2 separate regions of the Mus musculus genome follow, and region 2 is linked to region 1. Evidence: chromatin loops called from intact Hi-C (ENCODE). Cell type or tissue: left cerebral cortex. All regions are shown on one strand. Each heading gives the region's core, and the rest is flanking DNA. Links, peaks and the distances in the headings are about the cores only. Region 1 holds the start of n-TVtac3 (a tRNA gene). Region 2 has its middle 36 kb from the start of Cdkl5.

What was found. Peaks named below come from ENCODE experiments on the same cell type or tissue, not always from the same donor. Only the 100,000 strongest peaks of a DNase experiment are listed, where the experiment ranks them.
Region 2: it touches region 1 in a loop (3-fold over the local background); 4 of 42 quality-filtered maps call a loop at or near these places.

Annotation. Positions count from the first base shown.
Region 1 is chrX:160,759,149-160,770,914 of GRCm38, reverse strand. n-TVtac3 (a tRNA gene) reads right to left here and starts at 4,805; the gene lies at 4,733-4,805. It overlaps Rs1 (retinoschisis (X-linked, juvenile) 1 (human)), which reads right to left and starts at 2,902. Exons shown (of 6, transcript NM_011302.3): 1 at 2,678-2,902. The coding sequence starts at 2,729. In left cerebral cortex, for the core only: a CTCF peak has its summit at 4,910; a DNase peak (open chromatin) is centred at 4,814; H3K4me3 peaks cover 1,257 bases.
Region 2 is chrX:161,025,076-161,036,841 of GRCm38, reverse strand. No RefSeq gene overlaps it. Among named protein-coding and RNA genes, the nearest start is that of Cdkl5, 36 kb to the right of the region's middle. In left cerebral cortex, for the core only: a CTCF peak has its summit at 6,388 (motif pointing right); a DNase peak (open chromatin) is centred at 6,420.

The DNA.
Region 1 (11,766 bases), core at 3,715-6,214:
ATGGGAGGGCCAAAGCACAGCTTTACTAGATGAGGGAATCTAGTCTAATTCTGAACATCAAACTCTAATGTTTACCCTGTTGCAAATATTCAGACATGGGTTTGTATTGCACACGGAGACCAGAGGACAATTGTGGGTATCCGTGGGTATCATTCCTCAGGAGACATCCATTTTGTCTTTTCTTTCTACCCTTTTTTTTAGAGACAAGGTCTCTCATTGGGCTGGAGCACACCTAGTAGGCTATGCTAGGCTAGACTGACTGGCTGGCTGACTGACTGGCCGACCGACAAGGTCCAGACATTTGCCTCCCTAGCACTGGGATTATAGCATGCATCACTATGTTTGACCTTTTTTTAGACTTTTATTTTTCATTTAATGTGTATGAGTGTTTGACCTGCATGCATATGGACCATGTCTGATGCATGAAGAGGCTACAGGAGGCTGTCTGAGGCCCTGGAACTGGAGTTATAGAGCCCTGGGAACCAAGCTGAGGTCCTCTTTAACAAGTGCTGTTAATTGCGAAGCCACCTCTCCAGCTGTCATGCCTAGTTTTTGTTTGTTTGTTTGTTTGTTTTTTAAACAAGAAAAGTTCTGGGGATCGAACTCAAGTTTCTGTGTGTAAGCTATAAGCACTTTCCAGACTAAGCTATCTCTCTGACTCCAGACAAGGGTTCTTGCTTAGATCTTTTTGTGAGAAAAGAGCAAGGAACCAAAGAGAAGCAACATCGATAGCAAACATCAGAAAGTCTGAGAAAGATCCTGGGATAAGCTGGGTATATATAACTTAGGGGTAGAGCCATCGTTTAGCAAGCACAGGGCCCTGGGCTCCATTGCCAGGCCTGACAACTGGAAAAAAAAAAAAGGTGCAAATTCCTGACACGTCATTGCAAAGGGTTAAGGTGTAATGCCAATAACCTTGCTTAAAAACATATCTTAGGAATTGGGTGTGGTGGCTCAGGCTTGAAATCTTAGCACTCAGAAGGTGGAAACTGGCTGACTGCTATGAGGTCAAATCCATAGGAAATTGAAGGCTAGCCTGAGTTTCAGTGTGGGATCCTGTCTCAAAAGAATAACAATAATAATAACAACTAAGAAAAAAAAAACCTGGGGCTGGTGAGATGGCTCAGTGGGTAAGAGCACCCGACTGCTCTTCCGAAGGTCTGAAGTTCAAATCCCAGCAACCACATGGTGGCTCACAACCATCCGTAACGAGATCTGATGCCCTCTTCTGGAGTGTCTGAAGACAGCTACAGTGTACGTACATATAATAAATAAATAAATAAAACAAATATGTATAAAAAAAAAAAAAGAAAAAAAAGAAAAAAAAACCTGTTTCTTTGTGTTTGCCGTATGACCTTGAGATTTTATTTTCACAAGGCTTTCCAGACACTAGAAATATTATTAGATAATAAAAGACACAAGACTGCTGGTTCATGAATATAGAAGAAACAGAGGAATTCTGACTCTTGTGTGTATTCGTCTTATCTGAGTGGCAGGTCATTTGCAGAGCAGAGAGGCCTCCTTTTCCCTGAACACTCTAAACATACAGTGTCACCCACAAGTCATTCAACCAATGTCTTTCCTTCCTTTTTCCCTCCTTCCCAGACAGAGGCTTACTGTATAGCTCAGCCTAGCCTAGGCTCTCCCCCAATGTTAAGACAGGGTCTCAGATAGCCCAAACCTAAGTAGCTGAGGTTGGCATTGAATGCTCCTGCTTGAATTTGTCCAGAACTAGGATTGCAGGTATGTGTAGCTATGCCAGAAAATGGATGAAGTAAGGTTTTTGTTTGTTTGTCTTATACTGCTTCTGGGAATTTAACTCAGGGACTCATGAAGGCTGGGCAGGGGCTGTACCACTGAGCCACATCCCCAACCCTTCAACCAATTTTTAATATTTGAAAGTATAAACTTTAAAAGGAATTCTGAATTGATGGGCACTAGAGAGGTAAGAGAGGCATGAGAGAGTATTATGTCTAAGATGGAAAGAGATTTAAAGTTTATTTGATTGACATTTTAGAGATTTAGCTTTAATCTGTCCTTATTTAAGCATATTATGCCTGCCAGGGCCACATTTAGAAGTTTAAAAGTGATGGAATATATTGAGTCTTTAGGGTTTATTGACTTTCTTTGGATTATTTTATTAGACTTCTATTAGACTGCAGTGGTGCTTGGCCTTATGCTAATCCATATTTAAACTAGGGTGACCCTTTGTCCTGATTTGCCTGGGACAGTCCTCATTTACACTTGTCCCAGCAGAGCTATTAATAGCTTCATCCTTAACCCTCAGTAATAGTCCGGCTTACAATATTAAATTCTACAATTGCTTCAACTTTGCCTCCTAAAATTTCCAAGAAACATGACTTCTCATTAATTGTTGCAATTTAAAGTTGTTTTTATAGAAACTCTGAGGCCCTTCCTTCTTTCTGTTGAGTTTCAATATCATTTGAACTTTAGAAGGTTCCTCATGAAACCAGGAAGCCAGGAGCAAGACAGTGACAAAGAGCCACACAACAGTGACCTTTTAAATTAATAACCTGTGAACTAATTGGCATGTTGTCATCCAACAATTTTTATTACTCAGGTTGCATTTCTATTTATCAACTATTTTCTATATATTTCTATATTAAATCACATTATTAAATACATTAATAAATGCCAATAGTAGAATAGTACATACCTTCATAGCCAAAGAGAAGTAACAAGAAGAAGCCTTCAATCTTGTGTGGCATTTTCTCCTTGTCCTTGGTCACAGCAAGATCTAAGTGAAGTGGAGAGCTGGCATAGGAGCAGGCGATTAACTTAAGCATCTTATTTCATTTAGTTCTTAGGTCTTTCACTCAGCCCCCATCCAATTAAGCCACATAGTCCCCTGCCTCAACAAGCAGTCTGGGGAGGTATTGTTGACATAGGTTGGTTTAGCAAGGGAGGTGCTGATGTTCTACCATCTTTAACTGTAAGGCGAGTAATAGGATGAAATAGAAAGTAGAGTTGGAAGATGTGGGCCCCTAATTCTTTCTCCGACATCATTTCCTAGGGAGTGACCTTGAACAGGTTCCTGCTGAGTAAATAACCTCTATTTGTAGGGGAATGGTACAACAGAGTGTTTTCTCCCAGAAGAACTTGTCATGTTGACATCTGCCTGCTCTGGAAAACATTGACTTTGGTAGTGGTGGCTCAGTTATATGGAAGAATGTGCAGTGTTCACGTTACTTATGATAATGACAACACAGAAACAATCAGAATGTCCAATGTTAGGGAGCTGGCTAAGTGAGCAGATTCCAGAGGTCATCAGGGAAGAAACATACTGCTTGCAATGGGGCCAACTCTAGGCAAATTTTCTGACTGTAAAACAATGATAATCATGTTTACTTCATAGAATTTTGTTGAGATTGAAATGGCATGGTACTGCAAAACACATAGTAAGTCTAGAGGTGTAGCTCAAGATGGAGAAACTTGCTTTGAGATAGAGTGTGTGTGTCTCACATTTGATTCCCTTCATTTAAAAAAAAAGTACTTATGTCAATGTCTGGCATACTCTGCTATCATTACATGGACATTAAAAATAAAGTTGATGGGATGAATGGGGTCATTGGACGTCGAGTTTCAGTTTTGCAAGAAAAAAAATCTGGAAATGTGTCCACAGCAACATGAGTGTATTTACAGTACCGAACTGTGCATTTGGATAGCTGAAGTTTTAAAAAGAGTAAATTGATTGTTAATAGGAAAAATCACATTTTATTTGTATTTTTTTTAGTTACAAATGATGTATATTTATATGCTGCATAAGCAAAACGGGGGTGGAGGTGTCAGTGGAGGTGGGGGGAGAGGGCTGGGGTCGGGGAAGAAGCCAAGAAAAATAAATTAGTTTTTCATTCCAAACCAAGAAAAAAAAATCTAGTTTCTCATTCCCCGGTTAGTTCTCTGTTCCCACCATCTCACCCTTGACCCTGAGGACCCCCCCAAAACCTTTTGCTCATTCTTCTTGTGAAAGATAAATACATCTCTTCACTCCTCCTCCCAAGAAATTCTCTTCCCTGAACAAAATTGTAATAATGTGAACAACAACTAAAACGAACTAGAGAAACATTTAGTTATCAGCCAGCACGTACTGGATGTGTTTGTAAAGCCTGGCATGAGTAGGGAGCGAGAGTAATCGGGGATGAACTATATACAAGTATGAAATTGTCAAGGACTACATTTAATTAATAAATTTAAAAGCACGCCATGTATTCTAAACTATATATAAATTCTTCCTTCATTAACCCTCCAACTACACTGAAAGGAAAAGAACTATGCTTTTGTTCTTGTTCTGCATTTTAGAGTCGAATAAGATATTAAAGAGTTGAATAAGGTGTTTTTAATCTTTAATCACAATCAACTTTTTAAAACGGCAGCTTCAGTTAAAGCATGGCTACGTTGACGTACTTTCGTGGGAAGTTCAGGGGATCAGCTTGTCCTCGAAGGGGCTGCTGCGGGCCGCTCCTGGTAAAGTATAGTGGAGCTTCTCGAAGTGGGGTAAACAGCGGCTAAGGCTCTGAATCGCTCTGCTTCCACTCTGGGAGTTCTGGTGACAACGGCTGGGACCTTGGTGGAGACGAGGTGTCTGTGGTTTCGTCTCTGAGATATAAAGATGTTAGGGAAAAATGTAGGTAGAAAAAACAAAAAATAAAAGTTTTCCGGTTTTTTATCTAAGATACTTTTGGGGAAAAAATGTCAGCTGGCTTTGCAGCTATGGTTCCACTGGGGCTCGAACCCAGGACCTTCTGCGTGTAAAGCAGACGTGATAACCGCTACACTATGGAACCACCACGAAGGGTGGTATGACTATTCGGCCTTTTGAGAGTGCGCAACAGACTCAGCGTCTCCGCGGGAAATCCTGCCCTCTGCCGTGGCCCCGCCCCTTCTCAGAGGCGGGGAGTTTAAAGCTGAATTTTGAGCCGGGGTTCAGGAGTTCTTCAGGTACTCTACCCGAAGCCGTGGTTGAGCCGGTGCCCGGGTCCCTCTAAGTTCGTGACTCCAAACTTTCCCCCAGCAGCGGCCAGGCCGTTAGAGTTTACCCCAGGCCGGTTACAGTTTAACCGCTGCCTCTGGCACATCCCTCAGCTGTGCCTTCCTTCCCACACTTACAGGGACTGGACTGCCTTACTCTGGCAGAAGGTATGAGGGCATCTGCTTTGGCAGGGTTGGAAATGGTCCAAGGCTGCAGCCCTCTCACTCTCCTCTCGCCTTTCCCAACATTGTTCCCTCCCTGAAGTCACCAAGGGGATAAAATTCTCAGGGCTTTTCCTTCTGTCCCATTTATCTAGTGTAGTAAAAAAAAAAAATTTAAATAATCTAGGCGTGTTTTTTTTTCCGCCTTAGACCATTTATGTTCTCGGATGAAACACACACACACACACACACACACACACACACACAGCCTTGTATTTTTTAAATATGCCTTAGGCAGCACAATAGCTGGGCAACTGCCTACCCTTCATGTTGTTAGAATCTATTTCCTTATCGATAACACCGATAATAACGAATAATAACGAATTATTGCTTATTGTTTACTATGTTTCATCTATGCTGTTCTTGGCTCCAATTGGCCAGCCTATCTGATCATGTTTTTATGGCTTAGTTAACCTATGGCGGCTCTCCTTTCTCCTCTCCTGACATAGTTAAAAACATGAGGCTATGTATATCTTTCATCCAAGAACATAAAGGGTCTGTGGCAGGTAGAAACCCCGTGTCATGTTAATGCAATATCTTCTTTTACTATGGTCTAGGGCTAGACTAAGTAGTGGTTGTATACAGGTCAGCTCTTCCTGGTTGTCACAGAGGAAATAGCACCAGCTTTGTCACTTAACTTGAGAGGCCTGGTGCGGAATGAAAGTGATTGTCCTGTGTTTGGTTTGGTAGGCTATGAAGAATTCAAACGGTGGCCACAGAGCCTTACACCCAGCGGCTTGACCCTGCTTCAAGGAAGGCAAGGCTGTGAGGACTTTCTGTTACCAAAGGCTCTCAGGTGGGTTTCTCTCTTTTTATTGTGTTAGTTTGCCTTCCCTGGGGCTTCTGGATGGGTCTTTATCACCATCCTTAGGACTGCTCACCACCCTCAAGCTCGAAAACGTACTAAAAACCATTTGGGGGCATCTTTAACCATCCTAGAGGAGGTGACCTAGGGTGGTAGTTGTTCTTTTTCCTAGCATCTTCCTCTGAGGCTGGCAGAATAATGGAGATATGATACTGGTTAGAAATAACATCCATCCACCAACCCCTGTTTTTCTGATAATGCAGAGGGAAGAAATGGGGTAGGTTGGGGATAGGGTGGCATGGACACAGATGTGGAGGGAAGTGAAATTTTAGTCATGGTATGGCTATTCACCAGTTATGCACTCAAGCTATTCCATTCAACATGCTAACTCCCATCTCTTTCCTAAAATATAAGGGGTGGACTAGACATCTATCTCTCTTTTCTCTGGGTCTGAATGTTAGGTTCATAAAAATGAAGGCAGTTGTTAGTTTTTGTTTCTTTATAGGCCTACTTAAAAACAAGCTTACAGTTAGTGATATTATCTGAAATTTTTCATTGTTGGTTTATAAGAGCAGATTTTATGTAGTCCAGACTGCCTTCAAACTGACTGTGTAGGCAAGAAGGACTTCAAATCCTCTTGCCTCTACCTTCTGAGCTCTATGATTCCAGGAACATGCCACCTTGTGCAGCTTTATGAGATTTGGAGATGAAACCCAGGGCTTTAAGTACAATAGGCAAACATTCTTCCAACTGAGCTACCAGCCTCAGCTCCAGCCTGCTGTTTCCTTGATATGTTTTTTTAGAAGCCTTTGGAGTACTTTGCCTAATTTGTTAGCTATGAAATAGTCTTGAGTAGCTAGCCATCAGTAAGAATGAATTCACAAAAGCCGTGTTTCCTACTCTCCAGTGGCTATAACCCACTGTACTGGCTAGTTTTGTGTCAACTTGACACAGCTGGAGTTACCACAGAGAAAGGAGCTTCAGTTGAGGAAATGCCTCCATGAGATCCAACTGTAAGGCATTTTCTCAATTAGTGATCAAGGGGGAAAGGCCCCTTGTGGGTGGGACCATCTTTGGGCTGGTAGTCTTGGGTTCTATAAGAGAGCAGGCTGAGCAAGCCAGGTGAGGCAAGCCAGTAAAGAACATCCCTCCATGGCCTCTGCATCAGCTCCTGCTCCCTGGCCTGCTTGAGTTCCAGTCCTGACTTCCTTTGGTGATAAACAGCAGTATAAAAGTATAAGCCAAATAAACTCTTTCCTCCCCAACTTGCTTCTTGGTCATGATGTTTGTGCAGGAATAGAAACCCTGACTAAGACACCCACCTATTTCCAAACGGTCTATTAATTCAAAATAGGACAGTCAAGAAGCCCATATACAGTCACCAATACCTGACACTATTGTGGATGCCAACAATTGCTTGCTGAAAGGAGCCTGATATAGCTGTCTCCTGAGAGGGCCTGCCAGAGCCTTACAAATATAGAGGGGATGCTCTCAGCCATCCATTGGACTGATTGCAGGATTCCCAATGGAGGAGTTAGAGAAAGGACTGAAGGAGCTGGAGGGGTTTGCAACCCCATAGGAAGAACAACAATATCAACCAACCAGGAGTTAGCTCCCAAGGACTAAGCCACCAACCAAGGAGTACACATGGAGGGTCCCATGGCTCCAGCTGCATATGTAGCAAAGGATGGCCTTGTTGGGCATCAATGGGAGGAGAGGCCCTTGGTCCTGTGAAGGCTCCATAGATGCCCCAGTGTAGGGGAATCGAGGGAAGGAAGGTAGGAGTAGGTGGGTGGGTGGGTGGGTGGAGGAACACCCTCATAGAAGCAGAGGGAGGGGGGAAACAGGAAAGGGGATAACATTTGAAATATAAATAAAGAAAATATCCAATTTAAAAAAAAGATAGTCAAGAATTGACCCTAAGGCGGATTTCTGAGTTCAAGGCTGGCCTGGTCTACACAGTGAGTTCCAGGACAGCCAGGGCTACACAGAGAAACCGTGTCTCAGGAGAAAAAAAAGTTAAAGAGCTGTGCATGGTAGTGCACGCCTTTAATCCCAGCACTTGGGAGGCAGAGGTAGGCAGATTTCTGAGTTTGAGGCGAGCCTGGACTACAAAGTGAGTTCCAGGACAGGCAGGGCTACACAGAGAAACCCTGTCTCAGAAAACCAAAAAACAAACAAACAAACAAACAACAACAACAAAAAAAACCAAACAAACAAACAAAAAAGAATTGACCCTAAAATTATACCTACCAGTTAGTTGAGCTTTGGTCTTTGTCTCTAGGGAATGCTTTGCTTTCCCTACAGATTTCCAATCAGCCCTTGGCTGAAAGGGTCATTTGCCCAGTTTAAGTTTTAGCCAAGGCCCTACATTTACACTTCATGTAGAAATGAGGTGGGGCTCCAGTAATGCATGCAACAGAGATTTCTCTTCCTTTTCTTCATTAAGAAAGGAAGACTCTCCAAGTCTCTCTTAAAACATGGTCACAATGACTAGACCATATATTAGAAAGTACAAGATAGCTCACTCTCACCTTCATTCCTGGGTAAGAGCACTCACTGTAAGGTAGCCATACATCACCATCTCCATTTTTTTTGTCTTTTCATTATGTTTCTGATGATTTATTCACTAAGAAGAAAGAAGTTGGTGATCATAACCATAGATTCTTCAAGGACAAACATCTGACAGTTCATACTTATTTTGATTTCTGACATTTGGCTAGCTTTTCTTTTAGAGCTCTCTCTCTCAGTCCAAGGACCTCAAGATAGGGAATCTTCTTGTTGACATTTTTAAGTTGAAGGAATGAAAGCTAGGTACGTTGCCCATGACCTTGCAGCTGATGAGTATTAGGACTGGGCTGGAACTCACGCTGCTGCTGCTTAAGAGACTTGCAAGGCTCATGTCCATAAAGATACAAGTTGTTCTTCTAAGAGTGGCTTGGCCTCTTGTCTATTTTCTCTGTTCAAAAGTGGATGCACATATTTTCATATTTCTTTTTGCATCTGAACAACGATAGGAATATATATGTATTATATATATATATATATATATATATATATATATATATATATATAAAGAAGGCTAGAAATCATCTTAGAGGTTTTGAGTTCCCTGATTTCTCAGATGCTTTCTGTTGCTTTTGCAGTCTTGGGCTTTACTGATGGAAAGCAATTTCATTTAATGAACCCTACCCCTAGTTAGAGTGTGTAGTTTATCTTATTGCCTTGGCAGACTACCTCGCCCTGTCCTTGGCGAAAACTAAGAATTCAGTTGCAGAAGCAAATTACTGCTACAGCATGTCAGAGCTTACCTTACCTCTTCTAGGTCATCATGTTCAAATCACTTTGAAACACCTTCTGTAATACATGGAACCCCACTTGTGGCTTTTAAGTCTGTCTTTCTACAGTCCCTTCTAATTCCACAGTGCCTTCTAATTCAACTCAGAATCTGTAGCCATTTTTATTACTTCTTGTCTGCTTCATTGCTTCCAGGTGTGTGTGTGTGTGTGTGTGTGTGTGTGTGTGTGTGTGTGTGTGTGTGTGTGTGTGATTTCATTAGTGGTTTGAGACTAGGTTTCTCTATGTAACTTGGCTGGCCTGAAACTTGCTATGTAGACCAGGTGGCCTTGAACTCAGAGATCAGCTGACTCTGACTCTGACTCTGACTCTGAGCACTGGGATTAAAGGCATGTACCACCGTGCCTGTCTGTTTTTATTTTTCTAGACAGGGTCCCACTGTGAAGCTGTGGCTGGCCTGAAACTTGACATGAAAAGCAGGCTGGCCTCGAACTTGCTTGATACACCTGCCTCTGCCCCCAGAATGTTGAGATCAGAGGTGGGATGCTTCCTTATACTCGTTGGCAAAAGCACAGGGGCTTCAATTCAACTCAATGCTCTGCCTCTGGCCCGAGAAAAACATACACCTAGGCTCAGTGATTTTATATTATTATTATATTATTATTACCACTTTTGGCCACCTCCCTGTGGTGGTTTGAATGAGAAGGGTTCCCATGGGCTCATATGACTGAATGCTTAGTCCCCAGTTGATGAACTGTTTGAGAAGAATTGGGTGTGGCCTTGTTGGAGGAAGTGCATCACTAGAGGTGGGCTTTGAGACTTCAGAAGCCCACATCAGGCCTAGTGTCTCCCTCTTTCTGCCTGCTGCCTGTGGATTAGGATGCAAAGCTCTCAGCTACTGTTCCAGTGCCATGCCTGCCTGCTTCCTAACATTACGATCATGAACTAACCCTCTGAAACTGTAAGCAAGTGCCCAGTTAAATGCTTCCTTTGTAGGAGTTGCCTTGGTCAGGGCATCTCTTCATAGCAATAGAACTCTAATTAAGACAGTCTCTTACAAGATAGTTTCAGTCCCTTCTCCCTGTACCACCTGAATCTCCTTCCCAAATCTGGTGAAAAACAAACAAACCAAAAGCAATCTACCAAAAGAGAACTATAGGGACCATCTGCTCTTGTCTTTGGTCTCATACACTTCTTTTCTTTTTCTTCTTTTTTTTTTGGGGGGGGGGGTGGTTGAGACAGGGTTTCTCTGTGTAACCCTGGCTGTCCTGGAACTCACTTTGTAGACCAGGCTGGGCCTCGAACTCAGAAATCTGCCTGCCTCTGCCTCCCGAGTGCTTATTGCAGGAGTTTTTAACTGCAATAGCTTTGAAAAATAAATTCTGAAAAAGCAGTGTTTAAAAATTATTTTTTACAGCAAGGTAGTGTCTTGTCTTTGGTCTCATACACTTCTGGTCTCATACACTTCTTGTTTTCCCACCATAGCCCTGTGGATTGGACTGGGTAACCCTGTCACAGTTACGGCCCTGTGTATGATAGCATGAGTGTGTTTTGCAGCCTTCCTGGCCTCTAGTCACTAAATGCCTCTAGCACCCACCCTCAACACCTGGTTGTGACCATTCAGAATGCCCTGGGGGCAGGGCTGTCTTAGAAGACTTCTTGGGATCCTTCTGTTTGTCATGACTGGGAGAGGAATGCTGTTGGCATCTAGTGGACAAGGGGCAAGGGTGCTGTTTAATATCCTACAAAGCACAGAAGAGCTCCTCACAAGAAATACTTACCTGGCCTCAGTGACAGAACTGTCACAGTTGGAAAACCCAGCCCTAGATAAATTGTATTCGTTTCCTTTTTTTTGAAAACATTTTTTTTTAATTGATAGGGGGCAGAGGTCAGAGGACATAGTAACTCCTTTAATCCACACAACAGCCCTAAGGGGGAAAACTATTATGTTTGGTTTACAAGGGAGAAAACTAAAGCACAGAATAATTAGGTAACTCAGCAACACAGCTAATAAATAAAGGAACAGGGTTTTAAACCTAGGCCATGTTGAAACTTCATAAGCTATGTTTAACTTCTGCATTACACAGCTCAATTTTGATTTTGTAGTGTTTCACTAAAACAGTTTGATTTCCCATGTCCCTCACAGCTGGGAGAGATGATATGACATCTTTCCAACTGATCAGAGGTCTGTAGGCTTCCAAAACAGTTTCTTTAAAAGGGAGTAGATTGTTGGCATATGCCATTTTCACATTAGTTCTGCACATTGACCTTGCTGTATTTGAGAACTGCTGTGAACTAAAGCATTATCCTACTACAAGTGGCCATTCTTATTCTGTCCAGAATGTATGTGTCTTGCTTGCAGTAGATGAGGTATTGTGATCATGTATGGACATGTATATGGTTTGATTGGGAAAAAAAAAGGAAAGTAGCTACATTTCCTCATCGCAGATTTT
Region 2 (11,766 bases), core at 4,976-7,475, 260 kb before region 1:
GGTACCCCTGTGCAGCTTTCACGATGGTTGTGGCTTATACTCAGGTGAGGAAGTCAGGTGCAAGTCATAAGACTTAGCTGCAGTCCCTGGCACCTTCTTGGGACTGCCGCCATACCCGCTCCTCACAGGAAAAGATTCACGAACTTGTGCCGGGCTTTTAGCTCAGTGCATGTCTAGCATTCCCAAAGCTCTAGATTTGATTCCTAGCATTGCACAAGCTGAGTGTGATGGCACCTTTAACCCTAGCACTGGGAAGGTAAAGAGAAGAGGATCAAGACTAACCTCAGCTTATAAGTTCAAGGCCAGCCTGAAATACATGAGACCCTACGAAATAAATAAATAAATAAATAAATAAACAAATAAGTAAATCCAAACATTGGAAATCAAGTTACATTATTTGATATTTTAAAAAAGTCTTACATCCCAGTCTGTTTAAACATATAGGGCCCTCACCTATTTACCTATCTCATATGGTGAATATATGTTGGATATAGAGCCATGTTCCTTTCTGTTTTGGTCTGTTCTAGCTTCTGCTAGGTTTATGCCTCTTGTAACCACCTTCTGTGTCATCGTATCACATGGCCTTGACAATTTCAGAGGTGTTCAACTACTGTGAAATCAGTGTTTTTAAGCTCCAGAGATTTTCACATTCACTCCACTATAAAGTTGTTAGCAGGAAGCCATGACAGAAAAGGGAAAATCCACTTCTATTTTCAGCATCAACATGTGAGAATTAAGTGTTGTGTGGTCTTCATAGCTGTATCATCTGGGCTGTTCTCTGCACAACATACAGGAGTGCCTCAAACTCAGATGGGATGGCCTGGTGAGAGAGGAGTCATAGGAGCTACAGATCCCCATTAATGGTGGGAACACTTGCAGGGAAGAGTCCCCCCAGGCAAGGGCCAGTAAAATGACTCAGCAGTAAAAGCACGCTGCTAAGCCGGATGATCTGGGTTGTATTCCAAGATCCACACAGTGGAAGGAAAGAACTGACTCTCCCGAGGTGTTCTCTGACCTCCACAAATGTGCTATGACATGTAACACACAAACACACTCACACACACACACACACACACACACACACACACACAGAGAGAGAGAGAGAGAGAGAGAGGAGAGAGAGACAGACTATAAAATATACAGTTTTTAAAAAATGTTTTCCAGGCAAGATGAATTTCAAGATACGAACACGATTTTCTACAGCAAAGAAAAACATAGAGACTAGATACCTCACAGGTATGATGTTGCATATTTATAGAGACAAGAGGATCAGAAATTCAAAGTGTACCTAGGCTTTTCAATCCAGCGTAGTCTAGAGTCCTAGTCTCAGAACATGTAAGTAGTATGAACACAGAGAGAAATCACTGTCTGGGTCTGATTTTAAATTCGGGAATACAGAATAGGAGAAGAATCATGAAGTAGGAGTCATAATTAAATAGAATGTGTAATTAATGAAGAATTTAAATGGGAGCCACAAAAGAAATAGGCCTGTAGAGACTCTACCCAGTGAGAATTCAAGTGGCTATCATCCACTTTAATTACATGTGCAAAATAGAATCTTGAAACTGAGGTTTAAATATATGACTTTAGATGAGTATTTATTCCATTGACAATTTTCTTAGCAATGTTCTCAATCTACCCAAAATTGAAGGTGATTAAAAAGTAAGTTGGCAAAGAAGCATTCTGAGAGGAATGTGAGACCCAAAATTAGTGTCCTAATGTAGTTGAAAATTGTTTTTACTTTGGCGGGGGTGGGGGGATAGGTACCGTGGAATAACACTTCATCGGTAGGAAGGAAGCAGGGCTGCCTTCTTCAGAAAAACGCTTTTCCCTATTAGACTTTTCAGATATAACAACAATAACAACAACAACAACAATAACCCAATGTACAGTGACAGACTTGTAATCTCAGTCTTCAGAGACAAGAGGATCAGCACAAGTTGAAGGCTAGTCTGATCCACATATTAGCTTCAGGCCAGTCTGTGCTAATGTGTGAGACCCTAGCTCAAAAGCAATTCAAGAAATAATCGCAATAATGATAATAGTATGTTTAAGTGTGTACTATGTGTATGCCTGGATACATATTTTTATGTGTATGGGCCTGTATGCATGCACAGATATGTGTGCCTCTGTGTAAGTCTGCATGTAGAGACCAGAGGTTAACATCAGTCATTTTCCTTGAACAGTCTCTACCTTTTTTATTTTTATTGAAATAGGGTCTCTCTCAAACCTAGAGCTCACCAATTCAACTCATCTATCTAGTCCACTTGCCTTGGGGATCTGAATGGCAGTCCAGCATTTGCCTAGGAGCTGGAGATCCAAACTCCCACTTGCATGGCAATCACTGACTGAGACATTTTTCCAGCCGCCTAATAATTTAATAACTTTAGAAAAACTTTTACATCAAATTTCCTGGAAAGATCTCTTGTCCTGTTAGCTTGCCAAGGAAGAAAGTAAGTACCTGCAGTTATGCAGTATAAGATTTCTATATTTGGGCTGAGAAAAGTCAGGAGGAATGAAAAGCTCTGATTGCTCCATTACTTTTCTCTCCACATCTTTGGTATTGTGTGTCACAGACTGGGAAGCAGTAGGTAGGATTTCTAAATAATAATAACATTCATTAAAAAAAAAACAACTGTAACTAGTTATCACAAATTCTATGACTTTAAAGCAGAATTTTATTCTTTTGGAGTTTGTTTGTTTGTTTGTTTGTTTGTTTTTCAGACACCCTGGCATTGAGCTTTGAACTTAATATCTAGGCTCTGAATCCCTGAGGGCTGGGATTATAGGCATATGCCACCAAATTCATGATCTCCAGAAATGTATCCCCTCACCTGTGTGTGTATGTGTACATGCTTGTATGTCTGTAGAGGTATGTGCTGGTACATGTGCACATGTGTTCATGTGTGTAAACAAGAGGACCACATCAATGTCTCCATCAATCTCTTGCCATCTTGTATTTTGAGACAAGGTCTCTCACTGAACTTGGAGACTATTTATTCATCTAGAGCAGATTACCAAAAAGTCCTAGGGTTCCTGGTGTCGCTACCATCTCAGAGCCAGGAGGGACTCAGTCTGTTCTTGGGCTTTCTTTGTTTGTTTAGAAAAGGCCTGATATAAACCAGGTTGACCTCAGCTCGATATGTACTGAAGAATGACCTTGAGCTTCTGATCCTACCTCCACCCCTCTGAGTTGGAGACTACAAGTGAGTACCACAAACTGAATCCAGTTTTTGCATGTGCACATTTGCCTATTTTAGACACTAGATGGCACTGTAGGACAACCAGAGCGAAATGTGTTTTGGCACAAGTTGAAGACAGGATTTCCTTTCTTCCCTCCCAAACTGTTCCCTGCCCCAAGTGTGTGTAAGTTTTCCCTCTGGTCAATATTTAAATGTGGCCCTTGTATCATGGAAACCAACATCACATAAAGCCTTATTGGGTATATGGTAGCTCAGGCCTAAACTCCCATGAGACAGAGTTGACCCAATAGGCAATACCATCTTAGGTAATCTAAAGCTTTTATTATTACTCCTTTATGTATGTATTTATTTTAGTGTATACCTGCACATCATGTGTAGGGGCACATACATGATACATTATGTGTGTAGAGGTCAGAGAACAATTTATGAAATTTGTTTTTGTCCTTCCACCCTGTGAGTCCAAGAAATGGGACTTGGGTCGTCAAACTTCTGTTTGTTTCCTTTATTTCTTTATTTTTTAAAAAATATATGTATACACACACACAGATAGATAGATAGATAGATAGATAGATAGATAGATAGATAGATTATATGGCTTCCCAGAAATATGAACTTTGTTATATAAAGCACATTTGAAAGTCTTTGTTACATTTTTATGTTACTACATTTTGTCCTTAATATGATTTTTTTCAAAGAAAGGCTGTCTTAGAACTCACTATGTATGCCAGGATGACCTCAAACTCACAGAAATCTGTTTTATTTCCAACATAATATTTTTGTTGATTATTTGGGAATTTCACAGAACTTACTCCAATAATATTCACTTCCCAGTCCTCCAAGACCCTCCCACCCTTGTGACCTCCCCACTCCCCCCCCCCCAGAAAAAGGGAAGGAAGAAAAATTGAAACAAAAAGCACAAGCCCAATATGTGTTACCCATATACTCACTGGAGATTGGTCGAAATCTCAGTCGCCAGCCCCTTAAAGAAAACTGAGCCTTTCCCCACTTGCACAATGCTGCCCCCTACCAGAAGCCATCAATTATTGAGAGCTACACTTTAGCATCCTTATCACAATTTGAAGAGTTCTTTTCAGTCCCTTTCTGCCTAGGCTGTTGTTTTGTTTTGTTTTGTTTTTTGTTTTGGGGGTATTTTTGGAGGAAGAGGAGGAGGAGGAGGAGGAGGAGGAGGAGGAGATGGGGAAGGGGTTGTCCCAGAAGCCTTTCATGTCCATTTTTCACCTGTGAGTCTGCCATCATCAATACCACTGCAAAAGTAGCCTCCTTCCCCTTTACAAGCAGCAGAAGCACCAGGTCATAGACATCCACATCATTTCTGGTGACAACATGGACTGTGACATTCACATGGCCTCTGGGATCAGCACGTGCCACAGACCTCAGCATGGTCTCTGGTGGCAATACAGACTCTGGACATCAACACAGCCCTCACCCACAGCACAGGCCATGGACATCAACAAGATCCCTGTTTGAAGTAGAACCATGGACCCCAGCACCTCAGGGGCAGGATGGACCAAGGACTTCAACATGACCTCAGGCAGAAATCACAACTATAGACACTAACTTGGCCCCCTGCTGTAGACTATGGGTATCAACCTGGCCTCCTTTGGTAGTCCAGACCACTGGTATCCACATGAACCTCAGGTTTCAACTTGGCCTGGGGCAATAGCATGGACCACGGATACCAGCATGGCCTCTGGAGGTGGTCTTTCAAGGAAGTCCAATCCAGAAAATGATCAGTTCCTCATCTTGGACATCCTGCTGTTGCTCAAAGTCAGGGAGATCATGTAGTTGAACAGCATGTTGAGGTGTAGGGGTCTGCACTAGCTTCAGGCTGCTACACACACACACACACACACACACACACACACACACACTGCCCTACTCAGCAACAAGCTCCCTGGTCCACCACAGCCTTCTCTAACACCTGCCACCATTGTTAAGTCTTTAATCCTCCCTCTCTCTACTGCATATTGCTCTGCTCCTCCATCTCTCCCACCTCTCCATCTCATACCTGCTTGTCATAGTGTCATTGGAAACTGCAGTATGACACACAGTATACCCTTTCACCCAAACAGCTTTACATGCAAACATTGATTGCTGTGAGTCATTGATCTGGTTCAAGGTCTTTGGCTTCTGACATACCATAAAATACTGGACCATTGCTGTGACTCATCTCAGATATCCTCTTGTTACCCAGAGTCAGAGTGATCCCGAGGCTAAGCAGGGCATCTTGGGGGAGTCTCTATGCTACCTCCAGGATGCTACCAATTGATGTCGGCCACCCCAAGGCTTGCTGGGCTCTACTACCTTTGTAATTTGTAGCCTGTAGGTAGCACCACGGCCCCATGCTCTTTGCCTCCCAGTGGGGCAAGCAGCAAGGGCTGCAGCCACAGCATCTCCATCCTGGGGGCTAGCCAATGGGCCTAGGCCCTATTGAGTAATTACCCCTGGTTCTACAAGATTGGCTCCTACACATACTCTAGTACCTGAGAGATGGAGTACATGTGGGGTAGGCAGACTCAAAGCACTGGATCTTGGAGGGGATGGTAGCCAAGTTGGTCTGGTCTGCCTTCCTTCGCCCATGCAGGCCTTCTGCCACCCATGCCTAAAAATGTAGATTTTAATTTTTTAATTTTGTATGTGTATATGAAAGAGAGAGAGAGGAAAGGAGAGATAGAGACAGAAAGAACACATGAGTGTGGTACCCTTGGAGGCATCAAATCCCATGGAACTGGAGTTATAAGCAGTTGTAGGCCATCCAATGTGGGTCCTAGGAATAAAACTCAGATCCTCTGGAAGACCAGCAAGCACTCTTGATGGTGGAGCTATCTCTCCAGTTCCATTGGGTTTTCTTTGGTGGGGACTGTTTTTGCGTTTGTTTGTTTGTTTGTTTGTTTGTCCTAGGCTGGTCTTGAACTCCTGATCCTTCTGACTCTGCCTTCCCAGTGTTGGGATTTATAGGCCTTTGCAATCTCACTCAGCTTGTCTTATACCTTTTGCAAGGTTGGTGGCTATATGAAAACAGAATTCTTCTGTATCAGCAAAGTAAGACAAATGCAAAACAAATCTGACCTTAACCAAGGAAATACATGGTTTCTTTCCCCTTTAAGGAAGAAACAATTACCCTTGTAAACTACACTGAAAAACTTGAAGATGCCTGCTGCTTTATCAGCAGATGGCACTATGGAACAACTAAACACTGTTTTGCTGTGTTTGGGCAGTGTTGGCAGAAGCTGGAGAAATAGCTCAATCTAGACTTTTTTAAAAAATCCTCATCTCCAGTGAATTCTCCTGGATGATGAAAAATGATATAAGCTCTTGGGAACATGGATCAATGAAGAAAACAAATAATTCTCCAGAAGGAGAGGAAGTTGCATTTGCCTCTGTTAAGTGCCAGAAAGGTCTTTTGAGCGCCTATTTAAAACAAAAATGATTCCCCCAAAGCAACCTATTTCACCATCATTAGTGCCTTTCCAGGCATCTGTACCCTTGTATTTTACATCATCTGTAACCTTGCTTTGGAATGCTCTGACAGCCAAGAATCTGTCCCCAAATAGGCAAAACTTGCCAGGAGATCAAGTATGATACTCCATGTGGGGTGAGGATAAACCTAGGATGCAATCTTAAGCAAAGTCTCTAGGTACTGGATCCCAGGAGGGAGCTCTGGACAGGTAATCACTTGGGTTCAAAGGCAATTTTCCATTGAGAGGCTCAGAGGCATTTCCCACAGTTAGGATTAATTGAAGATGAAACACTGATATGCTGAGTTTGAGACTGGAACAAATTCCTCAAGCTGCTCTAGACATGCCTCTAGAATAGCTGCTTAGAGTCTCAGAAAATCAGTTTTTTCATTGTCATCCCACAGCCAAGCCTTGGTCTTGACTGACTGTCCCAAGAGAGGTCACTGATGGCTGAAAACGAGATTGAGGAGTATCTTACAAAATGAAACTAGGATCTGGAGAGATGATTCAGAATTCAAGAGTACTGGACTCTTCTAGAACACCTAGGTTTTATTCCCAGAACCCACATGGTAGCTCACAGCCATCTGTAACTCTAGTTTAAGAGGATCAAATGCGTTCTTCTGGGCACCAGGCATATATGTAGTACACAAGCATACATGTAGGGCAATCACCCATATACATCAATTTAAATTAAATTACAAAAGAAAAGAACATAAAACTAACTGGGCATGGTGGCACATGACTATAAACCCAGAACTTGAGAGGCAGAAGCAAAAGTATTGACACAAGTTTGAGGCCAGCCAGGGGGCTATGTAGTGAATGTCAAGCTAGCCATGGCCATATAAAGAGACCATGTCTTAAAAATACATTAGCATGAAACCAAATTATCATGTAAAACTTACATTCTAACCAGGAATGGTGTCCTCACCATAGTAGCACTCCAGAGTAGAGGCAGGAAGATGGGGAGCTCAAAATCAGCTTTGACCAAACAATGAGTTCACAGCCAATCTAGGCTATATGAAAACCTGTCTCAAAAAAACAAAAACAAAAAAAAAAACCCAACAACAACAGATAAACCAAATCACAGCATCCAAGATAAGACATGCTAGAGGCATGACTTTCATATCAGCATTGAATGAAAATTTAAATATAAATGTGTCTAATAAACTTATACTTGAAACATCATTTACTGTTTATGTGAAACTCAAATTTGGTCACTTTGGCTACTGTCCTGTCAGCAGGGCAATCATGCAAGTCTTCCCGCAATGACAGCAGGTCTGAATGCCACAAGTCACAGGAGCCTGGAAGTTACAGTCTTTAGGGTGTGAGATATATTGATATATATAGATATATAGATAGATGTGTGTGTGTATATATATATATACACACATATATGTATGTATATATCACCAAAATGACAGACAGCCCTAGATCCAATTCCTACTTTAACAGAAACGAAATATTTAACTAAATTTGGCTTAGAAATTTGGAGGGTGGGCATAGTCTCAAATACCTTTTATCCCAACACTTGGTAGGCAGAGAGATAGGTAGATTTCTGTGAGTCTGATGCCAGACTGATCTGCATAAAGAGTTCTAGATCATCCAGGACTACATAGTGAGGCCTTGTTTAAAAACAGGACAAAACACACACACACACACACACACACACACACTCACGCATGTGCGCACTAATTAACTAAAATAATAAAAACTGACAAATTTTGGTTAGAAATTTTTATGAGAAAGAAAATAAAAGCATCACAGAAAGCAATTAAATGCCATTTTTTATTTTTTTAATTTTTATTAGATAATCTCTTTATTTACAATTCAAGTGTTATCTCCTTCCCCCATTTCCTCTCTGAAAACCCCCTATTCCATCCCCCTCCCCCTGGCTCCCCAACCCACCCACTCCTGCTTCCTGACCCTGGCATTCCCCTACACTGGGGCATAGAGCCTTTACAGGACCAAGGGCTTCTCCTCCCATTGATGACCCACAAGGCCATCCTCTGCTACATATGCAGCTGGAGCCATGGGTCCCACCATGTGTACTCTCTGGTTGGTGGTTTAGTCCCAGGGAGCTCTGGGGGTACTGGTTAGTTCATATTGTTGTTCCTCCTAGGGGGCTGCAGACCCCATCAGCTCCTTGGGTACTTTCTCTAGCTCCTTCACTGGGGACCCTGTGCTCTGTCCAATGGATGGCTGTGAGCATCTGCCTCTGTGTTTGCTAGGCACTGGCAGAGCCTCTCAGGAGACAGCTATATCAGGTTCCTGTCAGCAAGCACTTGTTGGCATCCACAATAGTGTCTGGGTTTGGTGGTTGTTTATGGGATGGATCCCCAGGTGGGGCAGTCTCTGGATGGCCTTTCCTTCAGTCTCTGCTCCAAACTTTGTCTCTGCATCTCCTCCCATGGGTATTTTGATCTGAAGAATCCACTCTGTGGTTTTCCTTCTTCTTGAGATTCATGTGGTTTGTGAATTGAATCTTGGGTATTCCGAACTTCTGGGCTAATAGCCACTTATCAGTGAGTGCATATCATGTGTGGTCTTTTGTGATTGAGTTACCTCACTCAGGATGATACCCTCCAGATCCATCCATTTGCCTAAGAGTTTCATGAATTCATCGGGTTTTTTTAAATAGCTGAGTAGTACTCCATTGTGTAAATGTACCACATTTTCTGTATCCATTCCTCTGTTGAGGGGCATCTGGGTTCTTTCCAGCTTCTGGCTATTCTATGCCCTCAGCTAAAGTATCTAATTTGCTTTTTCCTATCTTTCTCCAGAGACCCCCGGCACATGGAGGAAGTTGACTCCTAAAGACTGCAACTTCCAGGCTCCTGTGACTTGTGGCGTTCAGACCGGCTGTCACTGCGGGAAGACTTGCATGATTGCCCTGCTTACAGGACAGTAGCCAAAGTGGCCAAATTTGTGTGTGTGTGTGTGTGTGTGTGTGTGTGTGTGTGTGTGTGTACATGTACATATATATCTGATATACAGATATACTGGATATACAGAAATGTAGAGAAAACTGACAGACAGTTTTACATAGTAGGACAAAATCTAGTGATGACACTAGAGTGGAACTTCTTAGAATTTTTCTTATTCTCAGTACCTTTTATCCACGAAATATTCATGCTCCTCCTGGTGTATAATTATACAAAATAGAAATGCAAATCTAACACTGATTATATATCATAAATAAATGTATTTTGAAGCAAATATTTGGCTCTACACAATTTTGATCATTTATCAAAGATGAAAGGAAATTTATATACTAATCAGATGAATGTGCATATTTATTTTTATATAAAAATTAAATTGTGGCTGAATAGCTAATGCTGTAGGACATGGAATATCTTCTATACTTTTTGGAGTTGGCTGATATTTTGATTTTATAATTGTTAATATGGAGAATGCTACTTCATATAAATACATAGTACAAGGTTACAGAAATGTGCTTAGGATAATTTCAAATGTTGGAAATTCTATCCTACTACCAAGGTAAAAATCACTTAAAGATTTTTAAAAACTGTTAAGCTGGGTGCTGGTGGTGTACACCTTTAATCCAGGAAGCAGAGACAGGCAGATATCTGAGCTTTAGGCCAGCCTGGTCTACAGAGTAAGTTCTAGGACAGCCAGGGCTACACAGAGAAACCCTGTCTCAAAAAAAAAAAGAAAGAAAGAAAGAAAGAAAGAAAGAAAGAAAGAAAGAAAGACCCCACTACCACCACCACCACCACCACCACCACCCCAAAAATCAACAAACAAAAAAGACTTTTGATGCATTTTCACTTATTATTTTGGGGACCTGCTTATGGCTCTATGGCATCTGGTGTATGTGTGTCGTGGTGCATGGGTGGATGAAAGAGGACAAGTGGCAGAAGTCAGCTCCCTCCTTCCTCCACTATGTGGGTTTCCAGGGACTGAACTCAGGTCCTTGGCTTATAGAGGCAGAGGTGCCTTTACATGCTGAGCCATTTTGCCAGCCCATGATTTCATTTTTATTAAACTCAAGTCAGCAAATTAAATAGCACTTTTAAAATCAAACATTCTAACAATGTAGTACAAATATAGATTAATTTGATACTTTAATGTTGAAGAATGGCAATAGAAAATACTGAAAGTCTCTCTTTTCTGCAAATAATGGGGTTTTTAAAAAATAAAAGTAGAAAAGTTTGTGTATACGGTAATAACTGTATAACATTCAACAACTTGGAGTCTGAGCCAAGATATTTTAGGCAGGTTTATTGATGCTGTGTGTCATAATGGCATGTGCAGTACAAAGTGTGCATGTAGTTCTTTTAGAACCAAGTCTTCAGGAACATCATGCAATTTCTTCAAGGACTGCCAAGGTCACCTCAGATTCATTATGCTTTTGACTTGAGCTTAAGTGTTAGCCATTGCCCACTTAGAAACCTTTTTATCACTCACGCATTTTCAACAAACCCCACATTAGGACCTGGGGAGCTAGCTCAGTCATTAGAGTGGTTGCATCACAAGCATAGGGATCCGAATTCAATCCTCAGAACACACATAAAAATGCTGATTGTGTCAGCAAATATCTGAGCCAATAGTTGGGGCTTATTGATCAACCTCATGTAATCGGAGAGTCCCAAGTCTCAGTTACTGACCCTTTCTCAAAATAAATAGGGATGAATGGCTCCTGGGGAATGACACACAAGGGCTGAAATATGGCCTCTACATCTACATTCTCTCTCTCTCTCTGTCTCCCCAATATATACATATGTACATACATACATACATACATACATACATAACATGTTAAACTGGGCCTAATGGTACAGGCCTGTAATCTAAGTTTCTCAGAAAACTCAGAGCAGAAAATCACAGGTTCAAAGCCAGCCTGGGTTACAGAGTGAGTAGGATGCCAGCCTGGGCAAGTTACTGAAGCCCTGATTTAAAATAAAAAGTTAAAAGTGGGCTGATGGCTAAAACTCAGTACTAGAATAATTGGCTAGCATTTGTGAAGCCCTGTGTTCAACACCTGGAGATAGATAGATAGATAGATAGATAGATAGATAGATAGATAGATAGATAGATAGATAAGCAATCTATAAAGACATTCA